Regions from separate parts of the Homo sapiens genome. Here region 2 is linked to region 1. Evidence: read pairs that join two places in POLR2A ChIA-PET (ENCODE). Cell type or tissue: endothelial cell of umbilical vein. All regions are shown on one strand. Each heading gives the region's core, and the rest is flanking DNA. Links, peaks and the distances in the headings are about the cores only. Region 1 overlaps RNF144B (ring finger protein 144B). Region 2 overlaps RNF144B (ring finger protein 144B).

What was found. Peaks named below come from ENCODE experiments on the same cell type or tissue, not always from the same donor. Only the 100,000 strongest peaks of a DNase experiment are listed, where the experiment ranks them.
Region 2: POLR2A ChIA-PET joins it to region 1 with 8 read pairs; 6 of 35 experiments call an interaction of 5 or more read pairs at or near these places.

What each region holds. Positions count from the first base shown.
Region 1 is chr6:18,449,749-18,459,808 of GRCh38, forward strand. It overlaps RNF144B (ring finger protein 144B), which reads left to right. Exons shown (of 8, transcript NM_182757.4): 5 at 7,407-7,611; 6 at 9,859-10,003. Among named protein-coding and RNA genes, the nearest start is that of RNF144B, 67 kb to the left of the region's middle. In endothelial cell of umbilical vein, for the core only: no CTCF peak of the experiment used is centred there; a DNase peak (open chromatin) is centred at 4,883.
Region 2 is chr6:18,392,420-18,402,479 of GRCh38, forward strand. RNF144B (ring finger protein 144B) reads left to right here. Exons shown (of 8, transcript NM_182757.4): 2 at 7,080-7,280. The coding sequence starts at 7,116. LOC124901544 (small nucleolar RNA U13) reads right to left here and starts at 9,633; the gene lies at 9,532-9,633. RefSeq lists enhancers at 8,351-8,450, 8,561-8,610. In endothelial cell of umbilical vein, for the core only: no CTCF peak of the experiment used is centred there; a DNase peak (open chromatin) is centred at 8,572; H3K27ac peaks cover 6,042 bases.

The sequences.
Region 1 (10,060 bases), core at 743-8,742:
TCTATCTTATGTAGTCATTGTTTTTGTGGTGAAAACATTTTACATCTACTTTCTTAGCATTTTTCAAGAATGTAATATATTAAGTATAGTCACAATGTTGTACAATAATCTCTAGCAATTCTAAGTTAGTAGTTACCCAGTTGAAAGAGCAATAAATGTACTTTGAGCTCAGAGGTGCCTACTGTGAATCAAAAATAGAGAAAGTAGATGGAAAAACAAATTGTATAAGTATTCTTTGTGCTTTCAGACAGAGTTACCAATTTCCCTTTTCTTATCCAAAAATGCCATTTATGAATTTCTATAAATGATCTGTGTGTAGCTGTTTGACTGTAAGGGATAAGTCAGCTGTCACTGTTCCAGTTTTGGTTTCTCCTCTTTTTGTGCTGTGCAAATTCTGCACTTTCCCAGACTTGTCTGTGCTGGATGCAGGTTTTATATTAATGTATTGATATGTTTACTTCCAATTCATTACTTTCATGGCCTGTGTTTAATGAGGTGTTGGTAAACAGTCTTTGGCGGGATGAGGGGAACAACTCTGATTTGTAGTGCTTGCCAGTTTTTTTTTTTTAGATGGAGTCTTGCTCTGTCACCCAGGCTGGAGTGCAGTGGCAATATTTCAGCTTACTGCGATCTCCGCCTCCCGGGTTCAAGTGATTCTCCTGCCTCAGCCTCCCGAGTAGCTGGGATTACACGTGTGTGCCACCAGGCCTGGCTAATTTTGTATTTTTTAGTAGAGAAGGTGTTTTCACTATGTTGGCCAGGCTGGTCTCGAACTCCTGACCTCAGGTGATCCACCCACCTCGGCCTCCCAAAGTGCTAGGATTACAGTTGTGAGCCACCACACCCAGCTGAGTTTCTAAGGTGTAAATATTAATACTTCCACCATGGCTAATTTTAAGCTACCAAGGTAATGTCACTGAACTTGGAGTTGGAAAGAGACACAATTGGTTCTCATGAGCTGGCAAGATCCCACTTCGGGATGTGAATGCCCTTGTTCAGTGTTTTCTTTAAGGACAGAATCTTAATTCTAATATCCAGAAAAAGTCTGTTCTCTCTTCTACAGCTTCTAAATGCTGCCTGCAAAGTTGCTACCTCAGGGATTTTTTAAAAAAGATCTGTTGATATGGTGCTTTATCTCTTTGTAATCTAATGTCATTGTGTTTTGTCTCAGCATGTGTTTCCTGCTTTGTTTTATGATTAGGAGGGACTAGTTTTACCCCCCTGTTTTTAGAGTTGATTAAAGGGGAAACTACATTTGGATATTTGGATAAAAAAATCATAACAAACTTTCCATATATAACTATTAAATATTTCTTACCTCTACCCCAAGAGATCCTCATCAATATTTGTTGATAATTTCATTTTTGTTATCTCATGGGATGCACTGTCATTTATTTGCATTGCTTGGTTTCCCTTTTCTTTTTTTGACATTGTATTCATTTTAAACATCTATTTCCTTTTCATACTGTGAAGCTTCTGAGGAGGAAAGCCTCTATTTTTCATCTCCATGTGCCCAGGGTCTCTAACAAGTACCTGAAACCAGTCATTTGTTGAATAAACAATGAATAATAGACATGTGTCTAATTTTCAGTCTTATTGTCATAAGAGGTCATATCTGGAGAAGTTATTTGGAATAATCCAAATTTAATTGAAGTCGAGGCTTACTTACGATATGAGTTCCGTAAATAAGTATGAAAGAAACCTAGAAGTAAGACCTGGATACCATCCATGGATGGGAGAAAGAAAGCAGTATTGATGATAAAGGAGAAGGGACCATGAGAAGAAAAGAGAGGGCAGGGCCTGACACATAGAAGACAGAGTGACGAGAAGTGTCCAGGGTCAGAGATGGATTTGGAAACATTTGCTGAATGTGACTATAGAGGGATGTCACTTGTAATTTTTACAGAGCAGTTTATTAATGTGTTTAGAGCAAAAGTTCATTTCAGATACTTAAGAAGGATTTGAGTGGATAGGAATGAGAACCAGTGAATGTGAATTGCTCATCCAAAACTAAGCTGAGATAGGAAGTAAAATAAAAGTTATGTATAGAGAATAGAATTCTAAAAGGGATAGTTATTTGTTTTAATGTTAAAATTTGTTTTTCATTGTTGCCCTTGTAAGTGATACTTCATAAAGGAGGTTTAATGTTTAAGTGCTATATGGAAAGTTCCAAGTCTTGCCAAATCGATGACTTTCGAAATTTGAGAGCCCTAATTGAGGTGGGTGGAGAGCTATGGTCTAATAGAAATCATAACATACTTTCAACACCAGGACTGATATTGGATGATTTTAATATGCTGTGCACATCTGTTGATGAGAGTACTAGAAGTGAATTGGAAAATTCCAATACAAGGCAATTCAAGATGGTATTATTAGTATGTGCATTATAAGTCAATTGTTGGCATAGAAATACATCTATATGCTTTTGAAAAACCCAGAAATTACTGCTCTGAATCAATAGGTGGGCATCCCCTCACTGTTTCAGGTAAGTTGGAGCACACAAACAGAATGAGAAACAGCCTTGCCTACCGTCAGAGAGGCCATCTCCATGAAATGAATAGACAGCAGCAATTAACAAGATGCCGATTCTGTGCTCCTTCCCCCAAATTAAGGCATGTGCACAATAGAAGGTAGTTCACTTAAGAATGGATAGGTTATGACTTGAAGAAGAAAGGGAATTTTTAGGGGAGAGGAAAAGCATAGGATGAGAATTGTGTATATGGAGAAGAATATGAAACAAAGGGGAAATTTGAATGTGTTTCAGTATTATAAAAAAGTAAATGATTTTTCTAGGGGACAGCTTAGTTCCAGAATTGCTTTATCTGTTTGTACATATGCAGATCAAAGTAGCTTTTTAAAACCAATTTTAAAAAATTATAAAAGTAGTACTTGACCTTTTTTAAAAAAAAATTTCAAGTTTAGAGATGAAGTAAATCTTTGCCTCCTCTCCTAGCCCCTGCCTTTACTCAAGAGTAACTGTTATGTTTTTTTAATATTCTTCTGCAAATGTTAAAGTATATTTCTATATATACATATTTTTATTTTATTTATTTTGAGACAGTGTTTCTCTCTGTTACCTAGGCTGGAGTGCAGTGGCATGATCTCAGCTCACTGTACCTTCTGCCTCCTGGGCTCAAGCAATCCTCCCACCTCAGCCTCTCAAGTAGCTGGGACTATAAGTGTGCACCACCATGGCTGGCTACTTTTTTGTTGTTGTTGTGGAGATGAGATTTCACCACTGTTGGCCAGGCTGGTCTTGAATTCCTGGGCTAATGTGATAGGCCAGCCTTGGCCCCTCAGAGTGCTGGGATTACAGGAGTGAGCCACTGTGCCTGGCCTATATATACATGTTTTTATAAAAATGTTTCATTTATACTCTTTCTGTCTGCTTTTTTTTTTTTTTTTTTTGAGATGGAGTCGCACTCTGTTGCCCAGGCTGGAGTACAGTGGCACGATCTTGGTTCACTGCAACCTCCGCCTCCCAGGTTCAAATGATTCTCCTGCCTCAGCCTCCCTAGTAGCTGGGATCACAGGCGCCCACCACCACATCTGGCTAATTTTTGTATTTTTAGTAGAGATGGGGTTTCACCATGTTGGCCAGGCTGATCTCGAACTCCTGCCTCAGGTGATCCACCCGCCTCAGCCTCCCAAAGTGCTGGGACTACAGGCATGAGCTACTGCACCCAGCCTGCTTTTTTTTTGTTTGTTTTTTTCTTACACTTAACATTATATCTTAGAGGTCTTTCCAAATTGTTATATTGATTTATTTTTTTTAAAAAAGCTATGTGGCGTTCAACTGTATGAATGTATATTATTTGCTCACCTACATAGAAACCTTATAGACATGGCATAGCATGTTAACTTTTTACAAAGGTGTATCAATTTTTATTGTACACAATGTTTTCTACAGGATACTGTATGTGGATGCATTTTTAAATTTCTACTTACATACACATTTCCATGTGCCTCACATTTAGAATGATAAAATCATTGGTTTGGAAAAGACTTTAAAAGTCATCTTGGACATGATGCTTTAATCTCGTTGATAAAATATCTACCACACAGGAGGAACAGTCCTTGTTTGAACTGGGTACTTGCTTGCTATTACCAGAAATAGCCACATCAGCTAAGATGCTTTCAGCTGCAAGGAACAGAATGCCTGCCTAAAAGTGACTTTAACAGCAAGGGCATTTCAGTACCTCACTCACAAGTCCAGAGGTAGGCTGTCATGGGTTTTGGTTAATTTATTAGGTTGGTAAAATTGCTGTTTTTGCCATGTTTTTAATGAAAACACAAATTATTTTTTACCAACCTAATAGCATCTCTGAATCATTTAGCTTTCCCTCATAGCTGCAAGATTGTTTTGATGATCCAAGCATCATAACCTCACACAGTTGGGTTCAAAGGCAGAAAAACAGAAAGGCCTTTCTTTCCTATGTATCAAGGTGGAGATCCAGTCCCAGAAGCCCCTTAGTGGACCTGCCTTTGCCTCTCATTGGCTAGAATCATGTCACATGTCCAAGACTTAGTTTCATGGAATTGTGGGAAAGAATATCTCTAGAATATTCAGATTTTATAGTGATAGGTCTTCATAAGGAAGGTTCAAGGGGGTTGGGAGAGATGTTGAATAGACGCTCTACAGAGTTGGCTAGAGTAGTCAATTTCCTTTTTGGATAGAGTCAAAATCTGTCTCTTAGTTACTCCACTAATGCTCTTAGTTAAGCTCTGTAAGCCATTCCTAAGGAATAAGGACTTCTAATGAAGGAAATGTGTAGAAAGCTGTAAAGTTTTCCTCCTTTTTCTTTTTCTACACTCCTTTGCATGGACCTTTATGTGCTGTCATAATAGTGAAAAATACGGAAGTTCAGTGTTTTCTCTGGCTCAAACTCTTTCCTTGCTTTCAACGGACTGTGCCATAGCTGCACTGCGCCATAGCTGCACTGCTTACTAAGGTCCTTTCTTTATAGTAATTCATCAAAACCTATAATTTCTCCTTTATTTATTTGTCTGTGCTTCCCTTTTGTCACCCCAGATACCTGAAATAATAAGCTGGTAGAAACAAGTCGGAACTTCTACCAAGTAGTTTTAATTGATTAGAGCTATGAGAACAAATTGCATCCTTGTATCTTTTTAAGGTGATCACTAGGGATGCTATAAATTTTAACAGTAATATGTGTTTTAAGTTTCCTTTTCCCTTATTTTTCCTTCTTTTTCATCAAACTTTTAAAAGATCTCTGATTTAGAAGGGAAGCGAAGTAGATATTTGATATGGGAGTCTTTCACTCTAAGTTACATACTAACCTTCATTTCTTTGGGCTTAGTATTTGTGAAGCGGTTGTAATAGATTGGAAGAAAATATTAAATGGTGTAGAAATAAAAGACCAAGGCCTTGGATCCTATGTGTGCCACTGTTTCCTTGACTTCTTAAGGTTTTAGTGATCTTGGAGGGTCCATCTCTGTTGGGGTCTGAGCATCTGTGAATTATAGAATTTCCTCCTTGTGATTGCATTTGTGTGAAGGGTTCACTGTTCTTTGACCCCCACCCTCCAGAATTCCTAGATAAGACCATATATTTAAGGATGCAATTTTTGAATGAAAACTTATAACAAGATAGATCCAATTATTTCATTTCTAGGCGAGACATTAGTGGAGACAGTATTTTATTGGAACATTTCAGACTTTCTCCTTGATATTGAATGTGTAAAATTATTAACTGTAAAAACTAAATTCCTACTTAATACCTTTATTTTCTTTTTGCACCATCCTTTGGATTTGTTTGCCTCCTGTGTGTACATTTCTAGGAATCATGAGCCCTAGGACGTTTAAAACTAGAATGTTGTCAATTCAAATTTTGCAAAATACCTGAGTTCAGAGAAAAAAGGGGTACTCTACCCCTCAAATAACATCATTTTTTACATGGTATGTTCCCTTAAAGGTCATAGTATATGGAAAGAACATGGGGTCTGCTACTGAATAAAAAAGAGATACCAAGCAAGATTTGCAAACACTTAAATAGATGGCTGTCAGTTCTCCAACTCTATCTTCTTTCCTGTATGTCATATGGAACTAGCCAATGTGTTATGACTAGCTATTATAATGGTCTGTGAAAGTCTCTCTGCCTTTTGTTTCTAGAACATGTGGGGGTTTTTTTTGTTTGTTTTTTGTTTTTGTTTTTTTTGTTTTGTTTTTTTTGAGACGGAGTCTTGCTCTGTTGCCCAGGCTGGAGTGCAGTGGTGCGATCTCAGCTCACTGCAACCTCTGCCTCCCGGGTTCACGCCATTCTCCTGCCTCAGCCTGCCAAGTAGCTGGGACTACAGGCACCCGCCACCATGCCCGGCTAATTTTTTGTATTTTTAGTAGAGATGGTGTTTCACCCTGTTAGCCAGGATGGTCTTGATCTCCTAACCTTGTGATCCGCCTACCTCAGCCTCCCAAAGTGCTGGGATTACAGGCGTGAGCCACAGTGCCCGGCCCACATGTGGGTCTTTCACACATTGTCCCTAAGTTGCACATTGGTAGGGAGCAGAATATCCAAACTGACAGGTAATCCAACTTCTTGGCTAAGCCACACCAGATACTGTTTAATCCCTAAACTATTTGATTATTTTCTTCCTTGTTCTTTAATTTCCTGGGAATGTGGAAGAAACCTCACTATCTGTTTCTCAGTGCCTGAAAGGACAAAGTCTTTTTGGAAAAATATCTTATTAAAAATTTGCTTTTTATGTCCAATTCTCTTCCAAGATAGTGCCCAAATAATTGTAGAAGGGATTTGAGATTTTTGCCTATTTTACGTGCTCAAAGGTGGGAAATATTCTAAAAGTCTTGTGAATTTTGTTTACAGAGAACACTTTTTATCTGTTCATAAAGGCAATGGTAAGCTATTCTGTTAGTACCTACTTTGAGAAATGTGGCAGGGCTTAGCGACCTTGTAAATGATAGGTTTGGATCCATTATGAAGACTAATAGTAGAAATCCTCACCCTTGTTGTATTATACTTCCATAAATGTCAGTTTAAAAAAGAGGGTAAATGGGGCAGGTGTGGTGGCTCATGCCTGTAAAATCCCAGCACTTTGGGAGGCCAAGGTAGGCAGATCACCTGGGGTCAGGAATTCGAGATCAGCCTGGCCAACAAGGTGAAACCTGTCTCTACTAAAAATACAAAAATGAGCCAGGCGTGATGGTGCGCACCTGTAGTCCCAGCTACTCGGGAGGCTGAGGCAGAAGAATCGGTTGAACCCAGGAGGGGAGGTTGCAGTGAGCTGAAATCATGCCACTGTACTCCAGCCTGGGCGACAGAGTGAGACTCTGGTTCCAAATAAATTAAATAAATAAGAGGGCAAATGAAGGTGAGAAAGACTCAAACATGAATCGGGCAGACCATCACATTTTCTTTCTTTACACTTTAGAAGTTCATCTGGACCCCTACCGAACATGGTGTCCTGTTGCAGACTGTCAGACAGTGTGCCCTGTTGCCTCGAGTGACCCAGGACAGCCTGTGCTGGTGGAATGCCCTTCTTGCCACCTGAAATTCTGCTCGTGTTGCAAGGATGCTTGGCATGCAGAGGTCTCCTGTAGAGACAGTCAGCCTATTGTCCTGCCAACAGAGCACCGGTAAGAAAGGAAACTTTGTCTTTGGGATTATTCACTAGTTTTCTTAGAAATTCAACATACCTTACGTGTAGAAGGAGTTACGTTGTGATGGCGTTTAGAGATTGGTTATTTTCCTGCAGAACTTCCCTGAGAAGTGTCTCAGAATTGGTAAGTTGCCAACAAAAAAGCATTTCTAGTTGTTTGCCCCAGAGGAATCTTCCAGATATTGCTGGAATTAAAGTTTGTATGAGTTTTGCTTTCTCTTTAGGTAGTGAGGCACCGTGGTCTACTGGTTCTCAGTAGGAAATCATGACTTGTTCCCGCTCTTTGCTCAGATACAGTATCTGCCTGTATTGGTATATATCATTCTTGTTGCTTGCAAAATGAGAAAAGAAATTTTCTTACCTGACTAAATTGCCAGCTCATGATGTGTGACAGTCATATTAGAAAGAACACAACAATAGAAACAACGGTCCTAAATTCTTTCAGCACGTAGAAAGGAGGGTTCTCTCATGATATTTTATGCTCTGTAAAGGTTGAGATTTTATCGTGATAGGAAGCAATTAAATCTGTACCTTTTTAGTACAGCGGGTTTTTTTTTGTTTTGTTTTGTTTTTGAGACAGAGTCTTGCTCTGTTGCCTAGACTGGAGTTCAGTGGCACGATCTCGGCTCACTGCAACCACTGCCTCCTGGGTTCAAGCGATTCTCCTGCCTCAGCCTCCCGATTAGCTGGGATTGCAGGCACTTGCCACCACGCCTGGCTAATTTTTCTATTTTTAGTAGAGATGGGGTTTCACCATATTGGCCAGGCTGGTCTTGAAATCCTGACCTCAAGTGATCCACCCGCCTAGGCCTCCCAAAGTGCTAGGATTACAGACATAAGCCACCACACTTGGGCGATACAGAGGGTTTTTATGGCAACAGCAGTGCCCAGAGTGAGAGACCTCTGTGTTTCATTCCTGCTTTGCTTGAGGCTATCGTTGTTCTGCATCAGCAAGAACAAAATACGAGTGTTGTAATCCCATTGGCTTAATCACACAGTGCACCCAGAATGTGTAGAACCAGGCTTCATGAATAGTAATGCTACTTGGCTACGATGCTGTGCTTGAATCTCAGAACAAACAAATGGAGAGGAATAGAGAAGCTAATACACATGGCAGGCATGTGCCCTCTTAGCCGGATTCAAACCACTGTTGCCTACATTTTCGTGGCCATAGCAGGAAGCTCCGTGGGTATCACAGGGCAACGTAAAGAACTCAGAGGATAGGAGGATTTGCATTCTGACATTGTCACTCGGTATCTGTGTGTCTCATAGAAGCCACTCAGCCTCTGTGAGTCTGTTTCCCTATCTGAAAATAAGGGAATTAAGATACAAGTTGAGCATCCCTTATCCAAAATACTTGGGATAAGAAGTGTTTCAGATCTCAGTGTTTTCAGATTTTGAAATATTTTCATGATATGTTTATTGGTTAAGCATCCTTACTCTGAATACCAGGAGTCAGAAAGGCTTCAATGAGCATTTCCTTTGTCATGTTGGCACTCAAAAAGTTTCAGATTTTGGAGCATTTTGGATTTCAAATTGTGGACTAGGGATGCTCAACCTGTAATAACTGTCTTATGACAATATGAGGTTATTGTTCATACGAAGTCTGATAATAGATTTGACAACACTCTGTGAGTTGGATATCTCTGTGTGCTGGGTGGTGGTTTTGATGGGCAGTAGCTAAAGTGTTACATGGTGCTATCGCTCACTCCAATTCCTGTTGCTTATTTTCTGTGCCCCTTGGGGCTGTGAGCCTGTATTGGTCTATTCGTCTGTTTGGAGAAGGTCTTTTGAAAGTATTTGACATTATTTTAAAGTGTTTATATTTGAGAACCCCTTCTCCATTTGTCTAATGAACAGACCATTAGATAGATTATATACGCCCAGTTTGGACCCTGACCTAGTTTCTCTGCTGTGTAGCCAACTCCTTGCCATTCTTATTTAGGCAATGCATGCTTAGGGAATGAAATATTAATTTGACAAAATAGTGAGTTAAATCAGTGGTGGAAACTGTAATTATATAATTCACTGAAAGCCAAAATAAATAAAGATTCCTTCTTGTATGAGTTATCTGTACATCTAATAATGTTTTTGCCCACACCCTTTCTTTTGGAAGTGAATTAAGCATGGATAACTGTGAGTTCATTATCTAACCATCAGGAGCCCTGGGAATTCAACTGATGACCATCAGCTGAATGCCATTTCTCATCCATTTTGTTTCTAGAGCCCTCTTTGGGACAGATGCAGAAGCCCCCATTAAGCAGTGCCCAGTTTGCCGGGTTTATATCGAACGCAATGAAGGCTGCGCTCAGATGATGTGCAAAAACTGCAAGCATACATTTTGCTGGTACTGCCTCCAGAACTTGGATGTAAGTTCCACCTAGGTTTGTTGTATGGTGTTTCCTATACTGTATCTGCACCACAGC
Region 2 (10,060 bases), core at 1,418-9,417, 57 kb before region 1:
TAATACTTTAAGATGCTTCTCCTTCCTGATGAAGTGCCTACTTTTTTTTTTTAACCCACAAAAAGGTTAATAGGGCTATATTTGCATATCAGTTCCATTTTTAGAAGGTTAATAGTCTCCAAGTTACAAAGTTGTGATCTCATTGCCATCCTAGAAACTGTTGAAATGACGATGTTAAAACTAAGAAATTATAGACTAAATAAAGTGCTTTTTGAGCACTTTAAGCCATGAAACAGTGGCGAGAAAACAGAAGTCCTCTTCTCTACCACAGGAGGCACAGTGATACAATACTGCCACCTCACAGAGCCTGAATAGGTGAATATTTACTTTCTTACATCTAAGACCTAAATATTTCCTGGGTTTGTTTATGCTAGAGGATATTTTCTAATCTATTTCATTTTTTCAAATAATGACAACTTATGTGTAATATCATGTATGTACTCATTGAGTTTGAGCATTATTCTTTTAAAAAGGGCAGATCATGAGGTCAGGAGATCAAGACCATCCTGGCTAACATGGTGAAACCCCGTCTCTACTAAAAAATACAAAAAATTAGCTGGGCGTGATGGCGGGCACCTGTAGTCCCAGCTACTAGGGAGCCTGAGGCAGGAGAATGGTGTGAACCCAGGAGGCAGAGCTTGCAGCGAGCCGAGATCGCGCCACTGCACTCCAGCCTGGAGACAGAGTGAGACTCCATCTCAAAAAAAAAAAAAAAAAGTAATTAATAGATATACAGTTTATTTAAGTAATTGCAGTTCCCTGACTACGAGAGGGGCAGCCTATGTTTCCATTTGTTCATGTCCTCTTAGGTTAGGGCATGCATTAGAACTGTTTTTCTGATTGAAAGAATGTACGCTGGTTCATCTTGTCCTTGAATGACCAGAGAGCTGGTTGGAGATGCAAGCGGAGAGTAGAGCTACAACACTGGCCACAAAGGAGGTCTACCATAAGCCCTTGCTTCCTTCATTGCTGTTGCTACTGCTACCAGCCAGCAGGTCACCCTGCCATTGTATTTGGATTGTATTTAGGGTAGAACTTCAGCTAATGGCTGATAATGCTCAGCACTTTACTAGACTCAATTAGTACCATTGGGTTCACTAATAGTTTCTGTTAGGAAAAGGAACCAGTAGCTAACCAAACTACTCTATTGGGCAGAAGTACCAAGATCAACATAATGCTGATTTTCAGATTGCATTGAGTGGAAACTGGTTGCCTGGTGTGTTCTTAGCTGATATGGGGATAGCTTTCCTAACAAGGCAAGGATGGGACCTTTAGATTGCTGCTCTTTTTTTCTGCTTTATTAGAATATTAGCTTCCCGAGAATATGTCTCCATTTTACAAGGCAACACTTCAGCCTTTCTTCATCACCACCCACCCTTCTCAAAAACTTTCCCCTTTGCTACCTCCCTCCCATATTTATGCATTCATATCTGTTATTCTAGCTACTTCACAGTGATGACTCGATGTCTCACAAAGGCATATAAACACATTGAGAGTATACATATGTCTCCTCTTCTGTTTGTCCCCTGTACTTGAGTAACTCTTAGAATTTCATAGCATAGCTTGGAATTAAGACCTCAGTGCAGATCAACTGGATTTTTATTTACATTAATATCCTGTGGCATCAGTAATATCTAGCTGATTCATTTTAGTAGCTTTCTATTTCTCTTAGTCTCCTTAGTTGTGCTTTAGCAGTTTCTCCAAATTTTAAAGTTTCTGCATAATAAAGTAAAAATTCCAAAATAATTAGGGATAAGTGTCCTAATAATAATTAGGGTAAGTATCCTAATAAAACATTATCCCTTCCAATTACACTATCTTTTTGTGTAAGGGAATAACTGTGTTGATTTTGGATAATCAAACAGACATAAACTACATTGGTTAAAAATACTTTGAATAGCTGGGTGTGGTGGCTTACACCTGTAATCCCAGCACTTTGGGAGGCCGAGGTGGGCGGATCATGAGGTCAGGAGTTCAAGACCAGCCTGGTCAATATGGTGAAACCTCGTCTCTACTAAAAATACAAAAATTAGCCCGGCGTGGTGGTGGGCACCTGAAATCCCATCTACTTGGAACGCTGAGGCAGGAGAATTGGTTGAACCCGGGAGGTGGAGGTTGCAGTGAGCTGAGATCATGCCACTGCACTCTAGCGTGGATGACAGAGTGATACTCCGTCCCCTACCCCCCAACCAAGAAAAAAAAAAAAAAGCTTTGAATGTTGGCTCTCCCATCATTTGCATTTTTGGAGCAGATTGCTTTTTCAGGCCATCAGCAGAATATGAAAATTCCTTATACATTCTGTGCTGAAGTATTCCCTTCTTTGACAATTCTAATGACAAGACACGAGGGGAAAGGCGACTTTCCATTCTTTCCTATCAGATAGTACTTGCTTCTCATATAATGAACACTTTATAGTGCAAGAGACACATAGAGCAGGTAGAACTGCTGGTTCTCCTTTCCTGGTAATTTAGTGCAAACTCAGACGTTTCAGAATGGCTTTCCTTCCTTACATGGCCCAACCAATCTGTCTTGTTCTATGATTAGGTATATATAAGCAAGTGATACCTGCTACCAACCTTAGAATGCCTAAACTTGAAAGGCAGCTGTCAGATTTCAAGGTGCCCCTTGCATTCTCTGCCAAAATTCTTTTCACAAGGGGTTCTTGACACTCGGTGAGAGGCACAGTCACATCTATAATCACTGTAAAAGTAATTATAATTGTTAGCTTTTAAAATCAAGTGGTAGGGTGGATAATTCAAGTCACTTTCTTATTTTTGATAGAAATGTGAGGTATGAGGCAGTAGGAGTGAGTTAGCCTCTTTCTGGAATGAAGACTTTTCTTGAAACCTGGAGGGGAGTGGATGTGAATTGCTTGTGCCCCTGTGAAGTTGTGGCCCAATGGGAGGGACAGGAGGAGCTGGGAGTGTGTTATCAAATGCCCTGAGCTTCCTGAGGCTCTACTATTGGGGGTTTCATGCTGTGAAGACCGGTGAATAGTAATATGACACAAAGGAAGAAATGCAAGGAAACCTTGGAGCCATTCACAGGCATCTCAGGTGTGGGGAAATTCATTAGAGGCTTTCAGGATTCTCCTGTTTACTGATTGAAGAGCTCATTTTGCAATGAATCAATGGTGAAAGGATTTCTTGTTTGATATTCTTTTTTTTTTTTAAATGAAGTGCTCACTGCATTTCATTCATTTTTTTAACTATCCATTGTTGGTTTTGCCCAAAGTGAGAAACGAAAGGGTTGGTTTTTAGTCTGTGCATGGTGCAGGTTTAGGCTTCTGCAATGGTGCCTGGGGGGCTGCTGAGTGGGGAAGGTCAAGGGGACTGGCTCTGGACACCCACTATTGGGTGCTGGCACTTGTCTACCTGAATCTCTTTTATACAGTGGTGGTTTGACTAAGATTTTTGTTTTTGAAAGCTCATTGCTTGAAAAATGTCTGAGAGCCATTGCTTTAGGGAATTGGTGTTATTGTACACAGAAAAATAAATCACTTTTTGAAGAATCATTTTGGATTGTTCACATCTCAAGGAGATGAAATATGTAACTTTTTTCCTCTATGTCACTGAGTCATAAGTCCTGCCTTTTTGGAATGCTTGGAATTTTTTAAAAAACAAAATGCATCTCTGCTATGTAAAGGTTTTTCTATTATAAAAATTACATATGTTTTTTATAACTTTGACTTCATAGCCTATAGGCATGTAACTCCTTAGTTTTAAGGAGTAAAAACTTACGTACTGTTTATAGTAAGAGACAATTATGTTTCACATGGTCTTGATTACCACAATTTTTAGTTCTACCTTCAAAAGAAGACTATTTCTAAGAAATATCTAATTATAGGTATTCCATTATGGATAATAATTGAGGTATTATTAGAGGAATCCAATATGTCTTTCAAGAGTATCCAATTAATTTCTAAGAGGTATCCCAATTATGTCTTTGTTTTTCAAGAGTACATTAAAACTTTGGCCTGTTTAATATTTCCTTCTAAAAAAATAATATAGAGTAAGACTGAGAAATACTTGGATTTCTCGAAGAGTACCTAGATCTCTTGCTAGGTCAGAACAACAGGATTGGCTATTCACACCAGCTTTCTCCACATGGCTAAGTGTATTTGACATTTGGGGTGTGGGATGGTTCTGGCCTGTGTCATTACCCTTTTTCTCCTACTCAGGAAGCATTTACTACCTACGTTTCTTCTTGTTGTTTTACTTGGGATTTCTCTTGAAAGAAAGATAATTCAGAATAGATTGCATAAGCAGTGAAGCAGCGTTGAGAATGTACAGGTGAGAAGACAACAGATGGGAAGTTGGTGGGACTGTGTGCCATGAGCCCGGGAGTACTGGAGACGCAAGCTGATGACAGTTGTTTAAGCATGAACTGGGAGGAAGGAAAAGGTAAAGTCATTCATTTTTACCCGTATGTTTATCATAAAGAGAGATTTTTTACAAAAACTCAAAATCCTGAATTTGACGTGCAGGTCTATTTGAATTTAATTTGCTCTTGGATGACAGCTCCTCAGTAGTTAATGGAATAACGCTGTGTCTTGAACTTTATCCGGCATTTGCTGAGAAAAAAACCATGTCTTCCACATGGAAACTAACCATTAGTTAGCTTCCTATTTAATTATTTTGAATCAGGTTTTCTGGTACTGAGTACTGGGAGTAGGTGAAAAACCTTGAATGCTTCAGGTTGCTCGAGTTAGTAATCGTTGACTTTCTGGTATGACATTAAGAAAGTGGATGTGGACAGATTGACAAGCAAATATCTCATTTATTTTTTTCCTTTTCTATCTAATCGAATTTGATTTTCCCCTACTTGTTTTAGTACTTTTGTACTTACATATTGAGACTTAAGCTATTGTTGGGAGTAGGTAGCAAATGATTACATGTAATTTCTTTTGTCTGAAAATTAAGAGGAAAAGAGCTTGGTTCTTGTAGGGGGAGGTGTATTTGCAATTATTTCTATGGCAGAATTTATTAGAATTGGCCACTCTTTAAAAATAGTAAGAACTATAGGATTTTGCTTTTGTTTAACCAGAACATGAAATTTCCAGATGTGATATAAAATATGAATATGTGGAGAAATTATTTTCACAATTATTTAGTCTCTTTTAAAGATAAAGATTCAGAATAAAAACAATCTAGTAGAAGAACTTTGGCTGTAGTTTTTATTTTTCAGTCTAAAGATGTCTTTTCCCATGGTCATGCTGTGTGGGGAGACAAATTTTGTTTCTGTGCAGCTTCAGGGACCTTAAGGATAGCTGTAGTCATGGACTTCAACTCTCTTTTCCTCTTTCTGTCCCCCTTCCTCCTTCTTTTCTCTGCTTCGTCTGTCCATGTGATATCCACACAAGGCAGCTCTGGTGTAATGGATCTGGCACTGGGCTTGGTGGCCTCAGAAGGCTGAGGATTGTCTTCTGCTCTGCCATGTACAAGCTCTGAGAACTTTGGCAGATTACCTAACTTATCAGTATCACAATTAATCTATAAAATGGGGAAAACAATTATTTCATCATCCCAAGCAGAAACTCTGTACCCGTTGAACATGCCAGGTGAGGAAGCATACCCTGACTCGGGAGGTGGAGTCGGGAGGGTCATGTCAGTCCAGGAGTTCGAGGCTGCAGTGAGCTATGATTGTGCCACCACACTCGAGCCTGGGCAACAGAGAGAGACCCTTTCTCTAGGAAAAAAAAACCCCACAAACAGTAACTCTTCATTTCCCCCTCCCACCAGCCCCTGGTAACCTCTATTCTTCTTTTTGTCTCTCAGAATTGACTACTCTAGGTACCTCATTTAAGTGGAATCATACAATATTTGATTTTCTGTCTGGTTTATTTCAGTTAGCATGATGTCTTCAAGGTTCATCCATGTTGTAGCATGTGTCAGAATTTTATTTCTTTTTATTCCACTGTATATATAGACCACATTTTGTTTGTTCTTCTGTCTTTTTAATTTTTTATTTTTTGAGACGTTTCATTCTGTCACCCAGGCTGGAGTGTGGTGACGCAATCTTGACTCACTGCAACCTCTGCCTCCTGGGTTCAAGTGATTCTCCCGCCTCAGCCTCCTGAGTAGCTGGGATTACAGATGTGCCACTGTGCCTGGCTAATTTTGTATTTTTGTATTTTTTGTAATTTTGTATTTTTAGTAGAGACGAGGTTTCACCATGTTGGCCAGGCTGGTCTTGAACTCCTGACCTCAAGCAATCCACCTGCCTCGGCCTCCCACAGTGCTGGGATTACAGGCATGAGCCACTGCGCCCAGCCTCATTCTTCTGCTGATGGACACTTGGGTTGCCTCCACTGTTTGGCTATTGTGAATAATGTTGCTATGAATATGGGTGTACAAATATCTCTTTGAGACCCTGCTTTCAGTTCTTTTGGGTATATACCCGATTGCTGGATCATATGTTACCTCTTTGTTTAACTTTTTGAATGACATTCTATTTTAAGTACTTTTTGAGTCTGTTGAATTGATTGTAGTGATGCAACTCCTAAATATGTTTGCTCATAGTGATATTTCCCGCCCCTGACCTTCATTAAGGTATAATTGACAAATTACATTTGCAGTATACAATGTGATGTTTTGCTCTATGTATATAAATGCTTAAATCAAGCTAATGAACATCATCACTTCACATTTTTCTTTGTGTGTGTGTGGTGAGATCATTTAAAATCTACTCTTGGCCATTTTCAAGTATACAGTGTATTATTACTAACTCTAGTCACCAAGCTGCGTGAGAGCTCCCCAGAACTTATTCATCTCATCTAAATGAAACTTTGTAAGCTTGACCAACATCTCCCCATTCCCACCCCACCATAGTGGTCTTTTAATTTCCATAGCTCATATGATGTGAATCAGGACAGTGAGGTCAGCTTACATTTCAGGACTTCAGGGATACCTTGCCGAGGTAGGTGAACCACTCTCTAGCCCGTCGTTCCCAGAAATGCATTAGCTGTAAGTTTTGGGATAACTGAGGGTGAGAATTTGATCAGCTGGCCTCCAGACGTGTTGGCTAAACAATAGCTTTATCAATCCATATAATATTTTCTGCTTTGGACCTTTCTATAGGGATTGAGGAGACTGAAGAATGCTGAAGACAGGCTGATGGGCTCAGCTGGTAGGCTCCACTATCTCGCCATGACTGCTGAAAATCCCACTCCTGGAGACCTGGCTCCGGCCCCCCTCATCACTTGCAAACTCTGCCTGTGTGAGCAGTCTCTGGACAAGATGACCACACTCCAGGAATGCCAGTGCATCTTTTGCACAGCTGTGAGTTTTCCTTGATGCTTTCACTATGAGAAAATACAAAGGGAAAAATCATAAAAGTAGGATATATTTCTGTGGTTTACTGAGAAACCAGAGTGTGCTACAATATGATCCTGCTTTGGAAAGCATTTCATATTTGAACCTATTTCCAAATAGTATCTTAAATGGTAAATCCTGGGTTTACTTGTTTTAGCTGAGTATAATTTATGTTTGAAATTTAATTATTGGTTGAATAAATAGTCTTTCTGTTAAGGTTCAAACTATGGAACAGAATAGAAAAATTTTAACATGCTGGCCAGGTGCGTTGCCTCACACCTGTAATCCCAGCACTTTGGGAGGCCGAGGCGGGCGGATCACAAGGTCAGAAGATCGAGACCATCCTAGCTAACATGGTAAAACCCCGTCTCTACTAAAAATACAAAAGAAATTAGCTGGGCTTGGTGGCGGGCGCCTGTAGTCCCAGCTACTCGGGAGGCGGAGGCAGGAGAATGGCGTGAACCTGGGAGGCAGAGCTTGCAGTGAGCCGAGATCAGGCCACTGCACTCCAGCCTGGGCGACAGAGCGAGACTCTGTCTCAAAAAAAAAAAAAAAAATTTAACATGCTGTAGTTAACTACCACCTATAAGAAACTCACCAGGTATTTTAAATGATGGAGAAGTCAGGTAGTAATTTACTTTATGTACTGAATTTTCATTCATATACTTGTTCATCTTCTACAATGTACATGATATAAATTGTACTTTGTCATAGCTCCTTTTATGCTGTTTTCACAGTATGCTGAATCCTTCTTATTCCACTTAATGAGAGCCCTATAGACCTGCAGAAGTGGGCTTATCTCTTTTAGTGTGACACCTGGTATCAACACCTGTGACCTTTACTGCCACTTTTCCTTGAAGGTTGGTCGGTTAAGGTATAAAGGTAGGAAATAGATTGAGTTCCTGTAGGCTTCAGTGATGACACAGAATAGCATTGTTCATTTAATCAACAAATATCTGTTGAGCAGGAACTATGTCCCAGGAATGGTTCTAGGCACGAGGATTTATCAGTTAAGGAAACAAAACCCAGCGAAGTTTCTTGCTTTTAGGAGCTTATATTCTATATAAGAACGTTGTGTAGGAGTTCAGGGCTTAGAGGATGTTGCTGTTTTAGGTAGGGGGATCAGAAGTAGGCCTTGCTGAGGAGTGATGTTTGTGCTGCCTCTCCTTCCTCTTGTTGTTAGTGTGTGTTGCTTTATAGGAAGTGAGGAAATGGCCTTGTCATCTCAGAGCAACTTCAGTTTCCTTTGGTCTTGCTTTGTTTCTGAAGGCTGTCCTTCAAAACAATTATTTCTCTGACTTTCTCACCCTTGCTGCAGACCCTTGCTAATCCTTGAAACAAATGAGTCAGAAGCAACATGTGGTGAAAATCAGTATGCAAATATTTCACTGAGGGTTACTGCTGTTTAAAAGAATTCAATTTTTGCTATGACATTTAACAGTGCAGAATTTAAGCGTGTGCGTCAACATTGGGGAAATAATACATGGTGAAGGTTGTATTTCATCTTCTCAGGGAGCTAACACTGTCCTGTTATTGTTTCAGTAGATTTTAGTTCCTGATTCAAAACAGCATGGCTGCTTCTCATTTCTCTTTCAGCAATTTGAGGGTAGGAGTTAGTACAGTTAGCTTTTTCAGTCATCTAGATTCACACTTCCTCATTGTTAGGGAGTGCTCAAAAGCAGAGAGTCAAATGGCTGAATGTTTTTTGGTATCCCTCAATTTTGGATCCTTTTGCACCTAGAAACATTAACTTTCCCTGGCATCCTGTTACCTGTTACCTGTGAGCTGCCAAAATAGTAAGCGGTGTATGATTACATTAGTGTCTGTAAAATTGTAATTTGAATCAGATTCACCTGAAATACTCCTCTAACTTTCTTTTGGTTAGAGATTTATTTCTTGTTTTTAAAAAAATGACTTAAAATGTGTCTAATACTTCCCAGACTTTAATTTGCATCTGTATTCAGTATCAAATGTTTTGTATTTTCGAGGCTGAAAAGAAATTTGTAACTTTTTCATATGCCACATACTACTGACTTCTACTTTTAAACAGAATTGGATGACATCTCCCAATTGCTTGTGCCTACCATATATTTAAAATGGTTTTACTGAGAACCACCCCCCTGCCCCAGGGAGTATCCACATGTAATGATCTTCCTGCTAGATTTGATGTTATGCCGGTATATACTGGTATATGTAATGTATATATTTTTTCTTTTCATGTTAGATGGATAATGTGCTTATGGTGTAACCAGGTTTGAGGGAGGCATATCTCATGTGACTGGGAGAAGCCAATCATCATGCTTATGAACTACAAGAGGATCTATACTGGTATATTTTCTTGGATTTAATAAAGCTTTAACAATATTCTGTCATTGTCCTGTCTTCTGTAAGAGGCATCCCTGGCCATTTTGCTGTGAGCCTAGCTTTTTTTGTTGTTGTTTCCAAGATCACCACACTCCAATTCCAACTCTACCCCAACTCAGCTGTGTAATTGGGCACATGATTAATCTCTTTGGGCCTCTGATTTCTCCTGTGTAAAATGAAGGTGCTAGGATCCTTCACAGTGCTTCAAATAGGGGGTGCAGTATACTCTGGGTATGCAGAAGGGACAGATGTGGAGTATCTGACTTGACCATTGAATGTTAATCAGTTATTTCCTTATCTTTAGAGAGACCTGGCCTTTAAATAGATGCCCCAAGTGTGTTCCACGGACCACCAGCTCTGGGAAACAGAGATATCCTTGAATG